Regions from separate parts of the Mus musculus genome. Here region 1 is linked to region 2. A link is a contact called in ENCODE Hi-C or POLR2A ChIA-PET data. All regions are on one chromosome and are shown on one strand. The core of a region is the stretch at or near the end of the contact, and the rest is flanking DNA. Distances in the headings are between cores, read along the strand shown.

Region 1 (7,271 bases), core at 617-3,116, 43 kb after region 2:
TGAGTTCATTTGGCAGCTAACTCGGCCATCGTATAGGGGTCCAATGTAAAGTTAGCTTTTCTGTTGTTAATTACAGGGCCTCACATTATACATGTGCTTCAAATGGGTAACATATGACATCCACATGGAAGTTCTGTCTGAAGGGTCAATCCTCTGACCTACACAGAGAGTATGTTGGAGGAATTTCCTCATTAAAAATGCAGCCACTGGCAACAGTGGCACAGGGGCAGGAGACCATCAGAAAGCTCTTGGAAATGACAGGTTTAGGGAAGATGGGAGGGGTTTTGATTCTTTTAGTTTCGGTGTGTATTTCTAAATTTTTATTAAATATTGAAATAGTCACAGTACTAGGTGAGATGACTTTATGATGGTTGAATATTGGCCTCCTCTTGTTGAGAAATAGTTGCCTTCCTTCATGGTGTGGAGTTAAGATTCCATCTTGTAAAATATCCTAAGTGCATATTTTTTTGGAGAACATTGTCATTTCAGTTTTAAGTTCACTAGAAACTGATATAATTAGGGTACAGCATATTCTGTCCTGCAATAAATTTTAGAAACATGTAAATGAGGCACACTGTTTTCCATGGTCATTTGATTTTCATTTCGTTGTTTGGAATTTAATGAGATTTTCCTAATTTGGTGGCCAGGGGTTGATGTTGCCTGTGGATGGATTTGACAGCAATTTCAGCTATCAATTGCTGGGTACACAATGCTATTTTGTGATGAGAAGGAGCCACCCTAATCCAATAGATTTTATTTTTTACCACTGTTAAAACAAATTGAGTTCTTCCAACTATATCATAGCACAGAAATATATTATATCTATGGCAGGAATCCATGGCCAAAAAAATGTGATGAATATTTTTATGGAACTAAAATAGTGGATGTAGGTAGGAAGTGTAAGACTCCGTGCCATATGCTGTCTCATCCAGCTCCCCACTGCGCTGCAGTGGCTGAAATTTCATTTCAGCATACACCTTCATACCCCTGCCAGAGGATATTTTTGAACACCGAAGACAAGAGTAATATTGCTTTCTACTAGTGATTAAAAGTAAAATGCTTAGATGGTTGTTGTTTTGTTGTCGTTGTTTTGGTCAACTTTTCAGTATAGACTTCCAAGAGGACTGTTGAATCTCACTGTGTGCTTAGAAATGGTTTTAATCTTAAGAATTAAAAAAAAAAAAAAAGAAAAGAAAAGAAAAAAAGAAAAGAAAGAAAAAAGAATTTTACTGTCATTGACTTTTGGGAAAATTTGAGTATGTAAATAAATGGAATTTATTAGTTCATCAAAGAATATATGAAGATCAGGTGTTACCAAATGGGTTATTTTTTTTAAATCCATTATTTCAGAGAGCCATTTTTGTCTATTTAGGAAGGGGTCCCAAGGCCAGTGTCTATGAAGTACACATTGTACACATTGGTGGTTACTATTCCTGATAAAGAATGGACTCTCAAAATGGATGTTGTAAACTACAGGCAATCTCACTTGTACATAGCTAATTCTAAAGGGAAGGCAATATCTGATATGTTAACTGGTGATGGAACTGAATATAATATGTTCCAGTCTAAATTTAGGTTTCATTACTGCTATGTTCAAGAGACTGAGCCCAGTGTGCCCATTGACTGAACTGAAGTTAAATGCATAGAGAATTTGAATTCTTTGGCTTTTCTATAGTGTGAACTTAAATGATGTTCAAAACATGTATAGAATGAGTCATTTGAGTTTCCTCTCTGTCAGGAAGTAGGTGAAGAGCTTTGTAGTCAAGACCCTATAACTGATAACAGTGGGGCATAAGGAGGCTTAAGTAAGTGACCTAAGTTTCCATAGTCAGCAGGTGACACTGAAGGAGGAGCCTAGATCCTGCCCAGGGCTGACTTCACATAAGCTCTCACTCCGGGTAAATAGAGACAGATATAGGATGCTAACAGCCTGTTGTAAGCCATGTGCTCATCAGAGAAAGAAGGTGATGATTTAGATGAAAATCCTGGAACCTTGCCTGGATTTTGAAAAGATAGAACAGAATAATATGTAGAATCTCTCAGTTTTATCCCTGTAAGAGTTTTGGTGTTGGTGATCGTATTTGAAGGACTGAAATGAAGGGCAGCGAAGGTATATATCTGAGCAATTAAAATTGATTTTGGGTTTTTTTTTTATGTGTATGTGTGCCTTGGCAACATGTAGGCTTGTGCACCTCAGAAGTACATGATGACTGTGAATATCAGAAACAGACTGTTAATGAAGTTACAGATGGTTATGATCCACTATGTGGATGCTGGGAATCAAACCCAGGTCTTCTGCAGGAGCCTCCAGTGCTCCTACCCACTGAGCCATCTCTCCAGCTTTCCTAGGCAGACATTTAAAGTATTTAAAAATGTATTTTGTCAGAGTTGTGGGTTCTTTTTGGGTTTGTTTCTCTTTGTAAACTCTCCAGCTGTCATTTAATAGGGAGGTATTTCAGTATAAAGGGCATGTAGAAAGCATATATTATTGGACAAATAATATCTATTTTTATCTCCCCTCTTTTGCAGTTTTAGTACTATGTTAAATTTCTGTTTGCTACTGAAGTTAACTTGGCATAGCATATTTTAAATATTAAGATAAAATGGCTGAGGATTTTTTGAATTGCATAATGTTCTCCTAAGTTTATTGAAGATCCTTAAAGCCTCAGTTAACATTTTGCATCAAATTATTTTTTAATATCAGATTTGAAGTTCTACCCATCTAATAGTTTAGCAATATTTGTAAACACTCCCATTACTTCACAACTAAGACATAATCAATAGTCCGTTTAGAGTCAAAGCAATATGGCAGAATCAGAGAATAATGGCGTAGGACCTACAGTTAGAATTCAGTAACCAAGTCTGTGCATTGTACCCTGGCTTCTAACCCCAGCTCTTGTGTGGCAATAAATGAAATCAGAGAACATCATCTTCACCTATACTGAATGCTCGCTTTGCTTCCACAAAGAGTAAATCTAGGTGAAATTAACTGGAAAAAGGATCCAGAAAGAGTAGATGGTAAAAGACTATAATGTATGTAACTGAGACTTTGACATGAATTTTGAAGGTATTATGCTGCGCATTGTGGCATGGATTGGTAATCTCAGATAACATGAATATTGAAGCAGTAGGATCAAAAATTCAAGATCTTATTCCCAACACAACGTAAGTGAGCATGATGCTCTATACCTGTAATCTGAGTAGCTGGAAGACAGACGCAAGAACATCAGGAGTTTGCTTATAGAAGACTGAGGCCATTCTGTTTTACCTTCAACATCGACTCAAACAAGCAAACAGACAAAAACCCAAAGCTTTTTGCTTTATTCATTAGATATAGTCACACATGGACTAATAAAAATATCTGGAGACCTTAGTTTTCCAGGATGGAATATCTACAAAATAATGACATACTTTATACTTTGAATACTTCCGTCAATCTTCATTAAAAAGAACATTCACTGGAGACATCCAGGGCTGTTTGGAAAATCCTGCCACATTATGTTTTATGTAATATCTGCTGTCTTTCCTCTCTTGGTTGCTGGAGATTCATTTACTTACTGTAATGATCCTAATGAAGGTAGATAGTTAAACTCACAGTATTAAATCATATTACTCTTTCTTTGTTAATGTGCATCCCTGTAAGGATTCAGAGTTAAGCTGCTCTGGTACAGGTGAGTCTAGGGAAGTGGGTGGCTCAGTGTATTTGTTTTCTCTTTCAAAAGATTAAAATGAGTAACTTCAATTTTTAAACATTATTGTGGACAGTTTTTTTTCTTTTTTAATGAAATTTAATCTGAACATGATTAAGAATACAGATTCAATAGTACTTCATTTTGGCTCAAGTGGACATTCTGCATTTAAGATTTGATTTTAAATATAGATCAGTTTATTGATGAATTTTACATAAAGGCTAATCAAGCTTAGTGTGGATTTCTCACTGGCTCTTGACCTAGATGACTTTCTAGCTAGGATGCCATCAGAGCACACAGAGACACGCAGGATGAGGAAGAACGGAACGATCCTCCTGTACACATCAGAGTGCTTGCTGAGAATTCCTATTTTGAGCAGCTCTGGAACTCAGCTGCTATGGCAGGACACCTCCGTTGTACCCTTCTGTAAGGGACCTGCCATTACTCTCTCTCCACTGACCATTTTTCCAACAAACACCTTTTAATAGCTCAAGAGTTTGTGTTGTTGTTAGCTAACCTACTAAAACTGAGAAACTAGGTTTGCATTCATCTATACAAAGTATATCCAAAAACCCTGTCTTTCACTTGTAAATTCGGATACTAGAAAAAAAAAAAACAAAGAAAATGAACTAGTTATATAACTAATCAAATTAGATGAGGAACAATAAGGTTAATATATGCCAAGAGGCCACAGCAGATAAACATGGCTGTATTAATCCACAGTAGTCCCTTTTGCATAATTTATGTATCCTGAGTATCTATACTGCTTATATACCTACAAAGAATTCTGCCCTAAATGTAATGAAATCAATCCTATTAATTGAAAGAAAATACTATAGCCTTTAAAAATTCTAGACCCAGGGCCTTAGAAATGCCAAGGAAGTCCGCTACCACTGAGTTTTATTTCTAGCTTTAAAAACTGTGTTTTGTGATATTTACTGTTATGATTATTTGCTTCAATTTAACTGGTTGGAAGAGTCGTACCATCTCTCTGAGTGGCAGTCTTCCTTGCTGAGATCTCTTTGGCAGCCTCTTGGAGCTTCAGAGAAAGTTTTGAATTTCATTGGGTGGTATCTGCCCCCCTGTTTGTCTTACTGGCAAGACTTCTGGTATCTTTCTTTGTTTCTGAATCAAGCTGATTTTCTTCCCTCCTCCTCTTCCTTACCACACTCTTTTATTCAATATATACATATATATATATATATATATATATATATATATATATATATATATATATATACACACACACACACATACACATATATATTTCTGTTTCTAAGTGGTTGGAAAGTGAGGACAATTTTTTAAATATAGTTTTCATCACTGGAGCCAAGTCAAATAGCAAATCTCTCTGTAGCTGTCATTTAACAATTGAGGAAGCCTCCCTCATTTATCAATTGAGGGAGGAAGGATTCAAGTTACTCCTTCTTTTGAATGAGTATATTTATCTTACTGCCTAAGTAGGTGGAGTTCATATTTCTAGGAGCTTCTATGTTCCCAAGGTCACTCACAGTCGCATGTGCGACCCACAGTCTTTATCATAACCCAGGGGTTTTGTAATGATTCTTTATCCAATTTATTAAGCTGACTTGGCTGCATCATACCATTTTCTGGAAACCAATTGCTTTGCAGTCTCTTCTTTCCTTGAGATTTTTTTCAGCAGAAGTAATTTAGGGTTGGTGTCGGTCCAGAAGCCTTCTGTGGAGTGATGGTGTTGAAATGGAGCCAGTGATGTGGCAATGGAATGGTGCCCAGAGAAAAAGATGGCAAGACATCGACCTCCCTCCTCAAGGGGCCAGAAGGGCAAGCTGTACAGAGACTTGCTTTGTCTACGGAAAATCACAGCCCACTAAAGCAGCTCACGTTCCGAATGGTGACTGGCCTATTTTGTGTGCAGAAGGAAAGCAATTTCATGGAAAAGGACAGTCCTTTCAGAGAATTAAAGTTTTTGCCTTGGTTGGGATCAAAGACACCAAGCACATCTTCCCCACCCGAAGGAGAGCAATTAACGCTCGTTCTTTCGAAAAGAGGAAAGTCAAACTCCAACTCCAAGGGAATTTTAAAAAGGCCTTTTTCTGGTGAAATATGACAGTTTGCAGAAAACTTTTCTGCTTCCATTTACCCTTTCAATGAGGAAACTTATCTTCCTGACAAAAATTGTATTAACAGCAGCTATAGCCATCTCCCCTCAGGCCATGTTGTAGAGGAATATTTGAGAGGATATCTCCCTAAAGATAAATGGTTTCCTTGGTAGCCTCCAGCGGAAGGAAGAAAGGCGTTCCTTTATTTGTTACACTGTAGACTTTCTGTGAATAGGCCAGTTAGCCCAAGTGAAAACTCAGCAGAATGGTTTGCTGAGTGATGAAAAGACCTTCAGATTTGCTCCCCACCTCAATTTAAGTTAGCAGCAGGACCATGAGTGAGTGATTATAGTCTCCATCTCTTTCTCCCTCCCTCCCTCCCTCCCTCCCTCCCTCCCTCCCTCCCTCCCTCCCTCCCTCCCTCCCTCTCTCTTTCTACATTAAATACATTTTGAGACGTGACCCTTTTGTGGTCTGGTGGGAATTTGAGGAACTAAATTTGTTGGTTTTCTGGAGTGTGCATCTTCATTTGGACCTTGTGCTTGTGGGTGTTAGAGCTGAAGTAGTGACTATAGCCATTCAATGATGGCAGTTACATTGAATATCACCTGGTGAGGCCTCCTAAGTCCCTGTTTGAGTACACCTGGCCCATGGAGTGGCACTGTTTGGAGGTGTGGTGGCCTTGTTGGAGTAGATGTGCCACTGTGGGCTCAGGCTTTAAAACCCTCATCCTAGCTGCCTGGAAGCCAGCCTTCTCCTAGCTGTGTTAGGGACAAGATGTGGAACTCTTAGCTCTTCCTGCCCCATGTATGCCTTGATGCTGCCACATTCCCACCTTGATGATAATGGACTGAACCTCTAAACCTGTTAACCAGCCCCAATTAAATGTTGTCCTTTATAAAAATTTCCTTGGTCATGGTGTCCGTTCACAGCAGTAAAACACTAAGACAATCCACATTGTGGATGTGCCTAGGTGTGTTCATATCACCCTGTGGAATGTTCTAGACTGATTTTTACTGGACTTCACTATCTTCTTTTCCAAGCTTCACAGATATTTTCTTCTCTCACTTCCTGCTCCTGCCTTGGTATCTCATCATTGATTTTATACATCCCTAAGTAGTTGTTTTTATCCATGTGTTCTGCTTATATCAAAGACAGGATGAGAATAATCTTATAATGGGGGAGGGGTGGGATTATCAGCCCTACGGTTTACTATTTTAGCAGCTGACCTGGGAAACGTCAGTTACCTCACTCTGCCTGTAACAACGCTAATCAAGTGTTAACCTAGAACTCAGAGGACACCGTACATTATAAACTAAGAGTCCCCTCAGTATCCTTCCTCTCTACCAGCAAGTTCTTAAGGATAAGAAAAAACAAAACAAAACACTGTCTTCACAATGATCATTCTTTTTCACTGCTGAAAGTACCTTTCTCCTTTCCTTGATTTTTTTTTTACTTCATGCTTGATGAATTCTTGCATTATTGATTGCTCTCAGCATTT
Region 2 (6,429 bases), core at 83-2,582:
ATCTAATTTGGTGACTTCCAGAGAAAAAGCTAAAACTATAACTTGACCCAGGAAATATGTGAACATCTCATTCTTATAATTGAAATCTTTATTGATTTTTTCAGGGTAAAAAATAATGGGTTTCATTACGAAATGCATGTACATCACTATGCTTTTCTCAAATTCATTTCTTTTCCTTTTCAGTATAAATATTTCCTCCTCCCCTTTCCTCTTGGCTTTCGTTTTACAGACTGATGGACGTTTCACTTTCAAAGGAGAGAAGAGATAACACTAGTTGTCAGCAATTGAGGTGGGGTATCCTGGAGATTAATAGTGAGAACCCACTCACTACCAGGTTTTGAGAGGCCTTTGGGCTGATTTGCTGGTCGGATTGATGCAGTCTCATCTTGGCAAAGGGACCGACTTCCTTCAAGAAAGGGCCGAGGTCCAGTCTACCTAGTTGTACTTTGGCCCCTACCCCTACTCCTCTCTCATAATTTCCCAGGCAGAGTTGGAAAGGTGGGAGCGGTGGAAGTAGAAGGCAGCAGGCAGGGAAAGTAAATTACAGTTCAGGCAACAGGAACAGTGCCTCCAAGGTCAGGCTGAGTGTCAACTAATTATGTAAAATCCTGCGGAAATAGAAGTCGGGGAGAAGCCCAGCCTACTCTTGTATTTAAGGAGATCTTTCCAGAGCCCCTTTCAACCCACAGCCCCATACCTTCACCCTTTGGCCAGATCTTTGTATTTTGCCCGCCTTCCTTGATTTCTCGTTCCAATTCCACCAGAATAACCCTGAAAACTTTTTTCTTCCTCTTGGTAAGTCAGTAGCAGAGGAGCTTTCCCATAATTTCAGACCAGTATCTTCTCGATGTCTCTGTCTAAGGCCCTGAGGCTAGGGCTGCTGGGCAGCTCTGGGGACCGGGGACGGGAAGGGGTGCCATACCCCGCAGCCTGGAGTTGGGACTCTGCTCTGGCTACCCTGGCAGGTGTCTGTTCTTGGGGCACGGTTTCCCAGGGCAGGGGTCCAGGAGGACGCCAGCTCCCGGAGCCCGAGAGTTCGCTGCGGGGACGCGCGGAAAGGGGGTGCGCTGGCAGCCGGTAGCTTCCTTCCGCAGGAGCTATTTTTAGCAGGGCTTCGCCCCCCCTTTTCCCGGAGCCGCCGGCGTGGTCGCCTCCAGCTCGTGGCCGTCGCTCTGCAGCTCGGCGCCGCCTCCCCCGCCGCGGATGGCTCTTGGTAGCTTCCACGCGGGCAGGTCCGGAAACTGAGCAAGTCTGCAAGCGCTCCGCGGCCCCGGCGGCGGCGACGGCGGTGGGGGCAGAGCTGGGCTGCGTCAGGCTGAGCGCAGTCCGCGCGCGGCCGCGGGAGCGCAGTGCCAGCGCCGCCCGGCCCCACCGAGAGGGGCGCACTCGCCGCTACGGGGCTCGCACCGCTCGCCGCAGCCCCCTCCCGCCGACCCGCAAGTAAGTTTGTGCGGCTGCTGGGCGCCGCCGGGGCGAGGGCTAGGCGCTGGGGGAGCTGGGGATGGCGAGCGGGAAGAGCGCCTGGACACCCGGAGAGCGGGCAGCCTTCTGCCTCCGGAGTCCCGCGCTTCTCCCAACCGCTGGGCAGGTAGAGAGCTCCTGCTTACAAGGATGCTCTAGCAAAAGCTATAATGAGCAGACCCCGGAGGGTAGGACTGGCTCAGGGTTCAGGTGTGGGTCACTCTGGAAGGAAGAAGGACCGCGGATGAGGGAGCGGACCCGGCAGGCCAGGAGCCGGCTAGTGCCCGATGGGGAAGGGAAGGTTTGGAGAGCAGGGACCTGCCTGGGAACAGCCAAAAAGGGAAAGTGGTGTCCCTAGGACTGACAGAGGGTCAGAGAGCAAAATAGAAGGGCGGTGTGTCCTGAACCAGGATGACAGAAGGGGAGATAGATGGAAAGTGGGGCGTGTGAAAAGCGGATTTGTAGGAGAGTAAAGGACGCCAGTGGAAGGGTCAGTGGGCGCCTGATGGGCGGGTGAACTTGGTTAATTCGGGGAATCAGAACAAGCTTAGGTAGATATGATGGAAAGAGGCAGATTTAATTCAAGCCTCCGGAGGGAGTGTGTGAGGCAACACGTTGTGAGAACCAGCGGGTTTAGAAAGTGGCCTGGAAGGGAGGGCTGGAAAGGTGATGAGGGATATGGGGGAATGTGAGCAGGGAGTGGGGTAGATTCATGCCTAGGATAGGGAGGAAGGGGAGTTGCAAACCTGTGCATAGGGTTGGAGGCTTCCGTGAGTCAAGTCCCATGGTAGAGGTTTAGAGGTACTTCTCTGAGGTTCCTCTTCCATCTCCTATCTGGTTTGGAGGCTCCTAGGATCCTGGACAGAGATGAAGCAGGGAGGAAGGTAGTCACTTAAGGGGAGCCACCAGTGCTTTCGCTTACCGGATTGTGTATCCGGGTTCCTTTTAAGCAATGTGGGGCTGGGTTTGTGCGTTACACAGAGGGGGAGTGGTGTGTGTTCTAGGCCAAGGGGATCCCTAGTCTCCTATGGGGAGGGGGAATTTGTGTTTTGGGCTGGTTAGTAAGGTAGAAGTCTGCAGCGTGCAACACGCAGCAGGGGGTGTACATGCATGCGCTTTGCAGGTGCGTGGTGCAGGCCAGGGGTCCTCCGAGCTGTGCAGTCTGTCTCCACGACTGGGAGATCAGGACTCTGGACGTGGTCCAGGACAGGATTAAGGGAAACGTGCTTCCGCTTCCAGTATGTCTTCTGCCTCCTTTTGCTGGTTACATTCTTTCTGGCCCAGTGATGGGTTTCCATAGCCTCCCTCTGGTTACCTTTTATTTGAAACCTGATGCTGTTTGTCTCCCCTGATTTCTGTGCTTAGAGGATGCATCTCAGGCAGGGTTGTTCCCATCTTTCTACTCAGGGAAGGAATCTGAGAAGTCCCTGATGTCACAGGGGCTCTGGAATCATGGGGCCTTCTCAAAGGACATGATGATCATAACATCTGTGGATTCCGTAAGCAGGTAGCTTCAAATGGACTGGGAGAGGCAGTGAGTAGGTTGGGAACAGTGACCATTACTTACCTGTGTTTTGAAGGGGGGTGGGGGGGCTTCCTCTCAGTTCCAGGCATGCAAATCAATGACTTACGAAGGGAAAGACCAGATTAGTTCAATAAGCATCGGAAATTATGTTGCAAAATAAAATGTCCATTTGACTAGCAGAGATTTTACCCACCAGCTACATGAATCAAGAAGAATCTGCAGGTTCCAGGTTGAGAAATGGCAATGAAGAGGTGGGTGTCACCACGACCACGTCTTCTCAAGCTCTGTCTAGCTGAGCATGGTTTGTTGGTGGGCAGCTTTTAAAGCTGCACTGTTGGAGTAGGAAATGAAGCTGAAGCAGGGGCTGGAAACCGGGGCCATCTGTGTGCACTAAGGACGGAGGAGGGTTCGACTTGCGGTCCCAGACTGCTGTTTCAGAGGATCGGTCTCTGATTATGTGTCATGACTGATATGTTTAGCACATCAAATTGAGGGGTGTGTGCGTGCGGGTGCATTTGTGTGTGTGTGTGCGTGTGCGCGCGCACACACGCGCTTGCTCATGTGTGCTTGGTGGTGGTGGTGGTGGTAGGGTGTCAGTATTCAGAAGAAGAGAAGCCAGAACTTCATTGAGGAGTGGGATGTGGGCTTTTTCCCTTTGCTTTTCTTTTCTTCTTTTCTTTCTTTCTTGCCTTTTTTGTTTGTTTGTTTTTGTTTTTGTTTTTGTTTTTTTTTTTTTTGAGTTTTCACAGTCTTGCCTGACCTATGGAGTGACATAACAAAAAGAGAGTACTCATCTAGTGGCCAGGAGCTGCCCTTTTTACCTCATTGGTTGGGCCAGATTGGGGGGAGGGGGACGTCACTGTTTGAAAATATATCTACTTTTATAGAGATCTGGAAGGTGGGAAATTTGAATAATAAGGGGGTATTTTTTTTTTGCTGTTATCTTTCACTTCTATTACTGTGAGCTTTTAATTGATTGTATAGATCATATCAAAGTAAAATAAGTGATTGTTTTTTTTCCTTCAGAATATAGTTCTAATAAAACATAACTGTGTGTTTGTCTGCATTGAATTGGGGGAGTTGTTGGGGGGAGGGGATGTCCAAGGAGGAGGGAGGGAGGGTTGGGAATGGGTGTTCAACAGAGACAGAGACAGGAGACTGGAGATCTTGTGAGTGTGTAGAGGTGAAGGCTGTATTTATTTAATGCTAAATTTAGTTTGAAATAAGACTATCCTTCCTCCTAACGTCGAGCCCTTTGACTACAAAGGACTGTATGTGCCCTTTGGCTACTTTCTCGAGTTGAGAGTTCTGAAGTGGAGCATAACTTGACAACTCTTCTGAAGGAGCTGTCCCTAAGCATGGCTAAGCTTCAGCAAACAGTCCATGGAATCTGCTGCCCTAAGGTAAAGGCATTAAAAATGGTGCGATGTCTCCCAGAGGATAAAAGAAATGTCAGTCAAAGTAGGAGAGAAATGATGTTGCCTCACTCCAGGAGTGGAAATGACTGATAGGCTAAGAGCACAGGGCCTCAGCTGAGGGCCTTCCAACAGAGGCACCCTAGCAGGCAGGGGAGACGTTGTTTTGGCTTTCATCAACTTCGGGGAAGGGTGTTATGGGCATCTCACAGGTTACAGCTGGAATTGCCATTAGCATTTGATGATGAATTAGATAGTCCCCACAGTTGTACAGCCCTGGATGTCAGTACAGATTAGAAACCATGGCTTTCAGTATTCCTAGGATTATGAATGGTTCCTTTAAAAAGTGACCTGTGACCTCTACCACATCCCTGCCATGGCATGTGCACACACAAAAGCAAATGGTTTTTTAAATGTTTCAAATATTTAAAAAAATGGTAGAATTTCTTTTTTTAAAAAAGTTAGATATTGCTAAGTTGAAGTTCATCTCAGTAACAAACACTAATTTTCAGAGATTTCATTGCAAAATGGTACCATGCCCCACACCTTATTTTAAGGTAATGGGATCTACTTATTGGCAGAAGCTTATTTTGGCTTTTAGTGTCTTGTAGGGTTGAAGAGATGGCTCAGAGGGTAAGCGCATGTGGTGCTGGTACAGAGGAGGTGGATTTGTTACCCCACACTCATGTGAGGCTCACAACCCCTGTAACTCCAGAGCCAGAAGATCTGATGCTCTCTTGTGCCCATCGTGGGCACCAAGCGTGCTCATGGTGCACATACTCTCAGGCACATAAAACAAAAATAAACAAATCTTAAAAAAGAAAAATAATAATAAAAACTTAAACTAGGCATTCCTCAAAAGCTGGTTCTATGCACTTGTGAAGTGACCCAAGCAAGCAGTTCTGACAACAGGACTACTCTGCACTGACTCACTAGGTCCCCTGTTGCTTTTTTTAAAAAAGAAAACGCTAATTTGTAAGTTGAAATGAAAACAACAATTATCACTTTTTCCTTTCGTGAGTGATCGAGTAGAATCAGCGAGGAAACGTTTTTAGCTGAAGTCTCATGAACTATTCCAGGGAGAAGCTTTAGTGTCCGGATCTCTACACAGAAAGGTAGGAGACCCAGATCATTCTTCTGTATTTAGTTTCCGTATTAAGCCAACAGAATAGTGTGTACTGTGGACAACAAGCTTTCCTGGTTAGCAGCACAATGCATTACCTAGGAAAGATGAACAATAGCTGGCACTCATCAGTGAGATGAGATCTGGTGCTGTCCTGACAGAGCCTGCATGCCAGACCGAAAGCATTTGCTAGGTAAGGACTGTGCCATTACCACACCAAGGCCCTGAGTACATCCAGCTGTGCTCAGGGATTGATTCTATTGCTCTCCTGGCTTCCCTCTATCAACACTGTTTATCATCTGTTGGTTCCTTTCGGATTCATTCTGAAGGGATCATTAAAGCCATCTCCTGCCTCCCTTGTTCTAATAGCCAGCACTCTTAGCCATTAAAATCCCAGAGGGATTCCCGCCCAGCAGAGACTTTATGCACCTCGCCTACCAAGTCCCTGGAGTCCTTGGTAGCCCCTCCCTCTCTCCTGTGTGTGCAAACAGAAAGCTCTCATCTCTGTCCTGGTGGAACACATTAGGTTTGTCTCTGCGAAGATGGCTGTGGGGTGAGCCCTGGTTTTCCACAAAGCCAGGCTTAATTTCCATGCTGGCTTGCTACCGGCTTAATTTGCTGAGTTGCTTGATATTGGTGTTGAGAGGGATAGATCTCCAAGAGAAAGCCAGTGAGAGCAACGGCAGGCTCAGAATGGAGCCTATCCTTGCTGATATTAATGTATAGCAGATAGGATAGGAGCCAATGATAGGCATGTGTATCAACACAATTCAAAGGATTTGAGAGTTGACAACAGGAGACTGTCCATGACTTGACGTCTTTGGATTTGCAACAAACTGCCTTGTGCATTATTTCCAGTTTATAAAACTAAGTCTGTTTAGAATAATATTTTTATGCATGTCACA

What was found. A loop is a pair of places that touch in the nucleus more often than their neighbours do. ChIA-PET counts read pairs that join two places held with the same protein, here RNA polymerase II (POLR2A).
Region 1: a loop to region 2 is called in a map of left cerebral cortex, with 3 times the contacts of the local background. The contact joins the enhancer-like site here to the promoter of Oxr1 in region 2. A Hi-C loop is called at or near these places in 4 of 37 maps with a recorded cell type or tissue (heart and left cerebral cortex). POLR2A ChIA-PET finds 5 or more read pairs at or near these places in 4 of 5 experiments (Patski and embryonic stem cell).

The regions. Positions count from the first base shown.
Region 1 is chr15:41,488,312-41,495,582 of GRCm38, forward strand. The region is part of intron 1 of Oxr1 (oxidation resistance 1); the gene reads left to right. Among named protein-coding and RNA genes, the nearest start is that of Oxr1, 44 kb to the left of the region's middle. Within about 2 kb of position 1,867, at least 1 of the 3 ENCODE cell types and tissues checked has a DNase peak (open chromatin) inside an H3K27ac peak, as active enhancers do; it is left cerebral cortex, where a contact is called at or near this core.
Region 2 is chr15:41,446,150-41,452,578 of GRCm38, forward strand. Oxr1 (oxidation resistance 1) reads left to right here and starts at 1,333. Exons shown (of 17, transcript NM_001130166.1): 1 at 1,333-1,440.